Linked DNA regions of Mus musculus: region 2 is linked to region 1. The links are chromatin contacts, found by Hi-C or POLR2A ChIA-PET in ENCODE. All regions are on one chromosome and are shown on one strand. Each heading gives the region's core, a stretch centred on a gene start or an enhancer-like site at or near the end of the contact. The rest is flanking DNA. Distances are from core to core; before and after follow the strand shown.

Region 1 (3,480 bases), core at 72-2,571:
ACACACCGGGCACGAGTACGGCTTCTCCCCCGAGTGGGAAAGCTTATGCCGGTTGAGATGGTATACGTCACGAAAGATCTTGCCACAGATCTCACAAGCCACTTGCTTCCTGGTCCGGCTCCTTTTTCTGGGGCCATCGGGGTCCTCGGAGATGGGTAACCCATTCTCACCCAGCCTTGGAGGAGGAAGATCGATATAGCCCAACTGGAGGCTTGTGACGCCGTGCTGGGCCTCATGTTGCCGGAGCCGGTTGGCGTCAGTGAACACCTTCCCGCACAGGCCACATGGAAGGATGCCTGCTTCCCTCAAGCCCCCTGGAGACCCAAACATGGAGTCCAGCAGGTTGGCCTTCCTGGGGCGTCCCCGGCCTCGCTTGCTAGTTAGTGGAGGTGCACTGGATGCCACATTAGGGAACGGAGAAGTCAGTAGTTGGGGGGATAGGGGTCCAGCCACCATGGGCAATCTGTCCACCCCGGGTAACACAGGCAGAGAAGCTTGGCCCGCAATAGCAGCACCTGTGGCCCTGGCAGCCTCCTCCTCGGGCTGCATACTGCCAGCAATACCGTTACTGTTGGCTGCCATGGCTGCCCCGTTGGTCATGTCCAAAGGGAAGCCCAAGTCAGAAGTCCCAGGTGGGCGAAAGAGCATGATATCAGCCCGGGCAGGGGGCACGAGGATCTGCACGTTGGACTGTTTGATTACTTCCTGGCAGATCTCGATGACCGACCTCATCAGCAGGAACTTGGCGGCCGTCATGAGCTCGGGGAAGCTCTCTAGGCGCACAACGATTCGGGACGTATAAGCGAAGTCCAGGATGTCTCCGAACACTTTGGAACTGATGGTGTGCATCTCCAGTTCGCGGCTGCCTCCAGCTCCGCCGCCTGGAGCCGCCGCCGCGCCTCCCACATCAGCAGGACCACCATCTGCAGCTCCGCCGTCGCCTAACTGGGCGCTGAACACAGACTCAAAGTACTCGCTGCAGGCAGCCAGTACGGCGCGGTGCGCTGGGAAGCTCTCGTCGCCTACTCGTAGGAGCACGTCGCAAAAGCGCCCGCCGTTTTTGCGTTGTTGGTTCAGGTTGTGCAGCATCTCCGTACTGTGTCTGCTCACCTGGTAGGTGTAGCAGCCCGACGGACCGCAAGAAGCGTCGTTGACCCGCTCCATGGTCGCTGCCCCTTCCCCACTCGCCGGGCCGGGCACCCGCCAGTCCCTGGTCCCTTCCCTTAGGCAGCGAGACGCCTTTTGCAGCGGACCACTCACACTCCCCGCACGTGCGGCCCAGGGCTCGGTAGTACTCTCAGGTGCGCCCAGCGCACACGCCCCCTGCTCTAATAAAAAGGGCTAGACCCAGCGGGGCACTGCCCCCCACATTGCCGCCCTTAACCTCCGCCGGACCCGCGTAGCACTCCCTCTCCGCCTGCCCGCCTCCCTCTCTAGGTCTACCTTCCAGGGGTAAACGAGCGAAGAGGTGCGCCCCTCCTGCAAACGCAGCTGCCACCTCCCCTCCCGCCCGCCAGGCGGCGCCGGCGCGCGGCCAAAAGGCGCGCGCGCGCGCGCGGGGAGGAGGAGGGGTCCGCCGCGCAAGCGCAAGCGCGCGCTCCGAGGCTTTTCCCGGGCCCACTGGGGGCGCGCGCTGCGTCCCCTGCAAAGCGCGAGCCGGGGTGGGGGCGCCGGAGCAAAGGAAACAAAAGGCGAAGGCGAAGGCGGCGGTCCGCGCGCACAGGGGCGGTGGCGTAGGCCGAGTCTTGGAGCCCGGCGAAGGCGGCGGCCGAAGCGAGCGGGTGGCAGTAGCAGGGTGGGCCCTTTCCCAAGCCAGGCACGAGTGGCGGCGGCGCTGCGGCCCCAGGCTCCGTGCGTTCGGAACGGAGGAAAGATGGCAGCGGCTGCACTTCCTCTTGCACTTTCACCCCTGGGGGGAGGAGAAGGAGGGGGCGATACCAACAACACCCCCCCCCCCAGCTTGCAGAAAGAAAAAAAAGCAGCGAGCTCGGCGTGGGGGGTCTCGGTCGCCCCGACTCAGCACGTGCGCATCCGGCTCCCTAGCTTGGGCCGCCTAGCGCTGCAAACTTTCCACTTTCTTTGTGCCGAACGCCCCCCCCCCTCACCCAGCGGAGGATGCACGTCCCCCATTCCCTATTTATACAACCCCCCCCCCTGCAGCTCCGCTCCGCTCGCTTCCTGCCCCCACTCCCCAGCTCCGCCAATGCTAGCGCAGCCTGATCCTCCGCCTCCCCACCCCGCCCGCGGGGCCCGGGGCTGCAGCCTCAACCACCCCCCACACACCACCACCCCCCCCCCGACCCCGGCCAATACGATCTGAGCGCCGAGCCAGCAAACCAGCTACAGCCGCCCCTCCGCTGCCCGCCCAGAGTGTAGGCGAGCGTGCGGGATGGGCAGCCAGAGCCTGTGGATCTGAGCCCCCCAGCCTACCTTGCGCACCCGCAGGTCGGACGGGCATCAGCACCCTGCCTAGTTCTCCTTTGATGGCCGAAATCCCTAGAAGTCGGCTGAGACCTCCCGCTCTGCTGCCCTAGGAAGGAGACGGGATCCCGATCCGACGCAGGCGGAACCTTCTGCCTGCCTCACACTGACCGAGGCAAATGCCCGGCACGCCTGGATAACTAGAGATAGGTCGTTTTCCCCACCCACAGCTACTTGGGCTTTGTGCCCCAGGGAGCGTGAAGTCACAAGCCAGCTCAGAGAAGGGACAGTATGATGGCGATGGACAAAATCAACGACCCCTGCATGTCCCAGCAGTTTTGTAAGAAAACTAGGGAATCCAGAGATCAAGAAGCCCCCTCGATCTTCCCCAAGCCAGAAGCTTGCTTATTAGCCCTTGCCGCCCGGCAAAATGCCGGCCACTTTGACCACGGACCGTGCGGCCAGGCTAGAGCGCATTGTCCCTAAGACGCCTGAGGATGCTATTAGGCGAGGGTTGCACACAGGTTCGTCTGCTTGGGCTGTCGCTGAGCTATTGGTATCAGAGACTGTAGGCAAAGCACGTGTACTGGCGCGAAGTTCCCACAGTTGCGAGAGGAGCGAAGCACGTATTCCAAACTTTGCACGGCTCCAAACTGAGCGCTTCCATTAAATGTAGCGGTGTGTGTGGAAAAGCATTCTGGGTATTACCATGCAAATGAACGGGACCAGCTTTCATCTCGGCTTGGGGTTCCCACCAGCGTGCGCCTAGCCTGTTACTCATCTCACTGAGGCTTTTCGGCATGGCACTGTAAAGAGGACCCTAGTTCAAATCCTAGACCTGAGCGCTCTCGTTATGTCTCGGTGCCAGTTACTTGGCTTCTGTGAGCCAGTTTTGTAACCTGTGCCCCGGACAAAGTTGAGAATTCACCCTCCTCAGACAGTTACACTCCAGATTTCCTGAATAAAATGAGGAATGAGGCTTGAGGAAAATTCCCTTACCCTAAAGAAAGACCTGTCCCCTTAAGCCCAAATCCTGTGTTAGAGCAATCTAAATACTGC
Region 2 (3,313 bases), core at 257-2,756, 40 kb before region 1:
GCGAGTACCTGGGCAACTCACGTCCTCGCAGGGCCGCTTTTCAGGGACGCCGGTCTCGCTGCTGATGTAGCACCAGGGCCCGCGCGGGTCCTGGTCCGGGTTCCGGCAGTAGTTGTGGTTGCCCGGGCCTGAGGTGGGGAGAAGAGGAGTCAAGGGCCGCGGCCGCCGCCCACCAACCCCGCCCGCCTCCCCGGCGGACACTCACTGGGCTCGGTGAGCGACTCGCGGCTGCCTTGCGCGGCCAACCAGTTGAGGCAGCGGAGACCCGGCGCGGGCGAGGGCTGGTCCTCCCGGTACAGGTGGCCGTTGTCCCAGAAGCAGCCTATGAGGAAGAGGAACCCGCCCGAGACTCTTAGTGCGTTTCTCTGGCCCCGCGGGAGAAAGCCCTGTGTACCTCAGAGTGTCACGCCCCTGGCGGCGTTTGGTCCACACACAACACTCGATTTAGCTTTCTTCTTCCTTCCCTTCCCTTCCCTTCCCTTCCCTTCCTTCCTTCCTTCCTTCCTTCCTTCCTTCCTTCCTTCCTTCCTTCCTTCCTTCCTTCCTTTTAAAAAAGCTTAAGATCGCTGCACAACTGCAAAGGGTTGTTATTCTTGGACTTGGGACCACTTTGAAGGTACAAGAAGGTCTTTCTCCCTAAGGTCTTTCTGTGGAGATGGTGAGTTTGGTTCTGGGCAGTCAGACATGGAAGTCATCCCAGTGTTGAGAAGTCAATGTTATATAAACTGGTGTTCCCTTCTCTACGAATACAGCCACTTTCTGCTAGTTTAACAGACACCGCCAGCTCCCAAGAGAATTCCACAAAAGCCTTTGATTCAGGGAAGCAAAAGATCCAATAGAGACCCCAGCTGAGGGTCTCTGCCTCATCTCTTAAGCTCCCACTCCCCTCAGCAGAGAGCCACGGGAGGAGGCTGGAGAGGGGAGGTTCGTGCGCCTGCCACACAAAGCAAACGGACTTTAAAAGGGTAAGACTCTGGGGAGTAGAAGAGACGAATTCCACTCCATCCACTCGTGTGAAAGGAAAGGGAAAGAGAAAGTGACTACTTGTCTTTGTTCTTAATGGCAAAGATGGAGCTGCAAGCCTCTGGCAAGGAAGGAGAGAGGAGAGAAGAATGCTTTCGTAGGATAACGAGAAAAGCAGCCAAAACCTTCCTTCCCTGTCGGCCTGACCACGTTTGGGGAATCTGTTTCATTTAAGTTGCTGCAGAAAGGGGGAGAAAACGTAATCTCACCTCCAGATCCATAGGCTTCTGCCAGAAGCATGTTGCTGAGAAGAAATGTGTGTACCCAAGCCAACAGCATCCTCGTCTCTTCGGCTCGCAGGTGACTCAACAGCCAGTGTCCAAATGGGGGGGGGGGGTCCTCCTTGGCAGCAGTTTTGTCTCCTTGCAGTCAGACTGGCCGGCCCCTGTTATGCTCTTCTGGTAAACAGCCTCTCTTTAGAACTGGGAGCTTCCCAGCTAGCTTGCTGCAGCCGAGGTGTTTTTCAGCTGAAAGGCGCCCCCTGGGTCCTAAGCCTCCTAGACCTTACCAGATCACTAACCCTGAGCCAAGAGAGGAACTCAGCCAAGCCGAGAGTGGCAGAGAGGTTTTGCTTAGCAGCAGCTCCGCGTGAGACCTGCACAACTGCATGCCCAGGGCTTTTCTTCCTTTTCCACCAGTGTGAGTACAGAGTCACTGTGTCAGAAGGCATCGTGGAGTGGGGTGGATTAGGAGCCCCAAAAGCACTACACAGTTGTAAGAGCGGATGCTGATTGCAGAAGCAGGAAGAATTTAAGACCACATAGACAGCACAACTAAGAATTATCTGTCTGGAAGCAATATATTTAAATTGTACTTTGCTAGGGCCAGTTCAGTCACATTCCTTTACTAACATTTGAGGTTTGGGTTATCCATATATAGTAGGAACACAGAAAGGGTATCATTAGCTGAAAATACATGTTACACAAACATTGAATTCCTTTAGCTATATTGTAAAGTCCACCCTTTTTACCAGCCCAGAAGTAAAATGTCTTCCTTCCAACTCCCCTCAAGCAGTATATAGGAAATCTAGTTGCAATAATTTGTGTCTACAGTTAAACCACATCCACATAACTTAGGGCTTTTGGAGTTTCTATTTGGCTGGCAGTTGAAGTTCCCAAGCAGCCTCAGTAAACTGAGAGAACAGGGTGGTTTGCCAAGACTACCTTGTGACTGGGGCAAATCCAAGAATAGAAACTCTGTTTTGATCTTGCCACAATGTAGGGAGGAAAAAAATAACACTATGAAGTAAGTTTTATAGACTTTATCATAGTGGAAAGCTAATGTGATTCTAACTATGAGAAGTGATTGAACCCTGATGTGTCTTTTAAGAAGAAAAGGGTTATTTTTATTTGTGGGTTTATCTGTGTCTGTACTCAGGCCATAGGAAAACTTCAGGGCCTCAAGAACTGGGGTTATAGGCAGTTGTCGACCATGGGAGGTAGCTGAAGTAGGCAGTGGAACTCGGGTCAGCTCTTCTTGAAGAGCAGCAAGTACTCCTAGTCTCTGAACCATGTCCCCAAACCACCTGACATGCCTTTTAAAACCATTGTCCGGACTGGGGAGGTGGCTCATTAGTTACGAGCACTTGTTGCTCTTGCGGAGCACTTAGTTCAGTTCCCAGCACTTAGCATAAGGCCATCTGTGTCCAGATCCAGAATATGGACTCCCTCCTCTGATACTCAGTCATGCACATACACATATGCTGGCAAAACACACATATAAACACCGCCCCCCAAAGAGTGCGTGTGTGTGCGTGTGGGGGTGGGGTTGGGGAGGGGTGGGGGGGTGTGCATGTGGTGTGTATATATGTGTGTGGTATGTGTGTGTGTAGGGTCAGATCACATGGTGTGTGCCCATGTGTGTAAATAAGGAAGTCAGAACAGGATGCCCAGTGTCTTACTACCTTGAAACAGGTTCTCTTACTGGACCAAAAGTGTGACCTTTAAGCTGGGCTGCTGGCTCCTGGCTACATTCTCCAGTTGTGGGGACCCTGTCTATGCTCTCCAGTGCTGGGTTTTAGGTACACATAACCATGTCTGGCTTTTAATGTGTGCGCTAAAGATTTGAGCTCAGATCTCATAGGTGCAGAGCCTTGTCCTTTTAAAACACCTCAGTTGACATGTCAGAACCCTTTTGTTGATCCCTAATGCAACATTCTGAGTAGGGGAGTACAAGTCTGGAATCCCAGCTCTGGAGTCGGAGACAGGAGGGTCAGAAGTTCAAGGTCATCCTTGGGCATGTACAGAGGACGTTTGAAGCCAGCACTGGCTACACGAGGCACTGTGCCAAA

What was found. Hi-C counts contacts between places; a loop is a spot of excess contacts on that map. ChIA-PET counts read pairs that join two places held with the same protein, here RNA polymerase II (POLR2A).
Region 2: a loop to region 1 is called in a map of left cerebral cortex, with 9 times the contacts of the local background. The contact joins the promoter of Pik3ip1 here to the promoter of Patz1 in region 1. A Hi-C loop is called at or near these places in 18 of 37 maps with a recorded cell type or tissue (T-helper 1 cell, T-helper 17 cell, T-helper 2 cell and 6 more). POLR2A ChIA-PET finds 5 or more read pairs at or near these places in 4 of 5 experiments (Patski and embryonic stem cell).

What each region holds. Positions count from the first base shown.
Region 1 is chr11:3,288,298-3,291,777 of GRCm38, reverse strand. Patz1 (POZ (BTB) and AT hook containing zinc finger 1) reads right to left here and starts at 1,321. Exons shown (of 4, transcript NM_019574.3): 1 at 1-1,321. The coding sequence starts at 1,164.
Region 2 is chr11:3,328,924-3,332,236 of GRCm38, reverse strand. It overlaps Pik3ip1 (phosphoinositide-3-kinase interacting protein 1), which reads right to left and starts at 1,506. Exons shown (of 6, transcript NM_178149.4): 1 at 1,233-1,506; 2 at 206-322; 3 at 9-128. The coding sequence starts at 1,302. Gm12592 (predicted gene 12592) reads left to right here and starts at 1,047. Exons shown (of 2, transcript NR_165248.1): 1 at 1,047-1,323.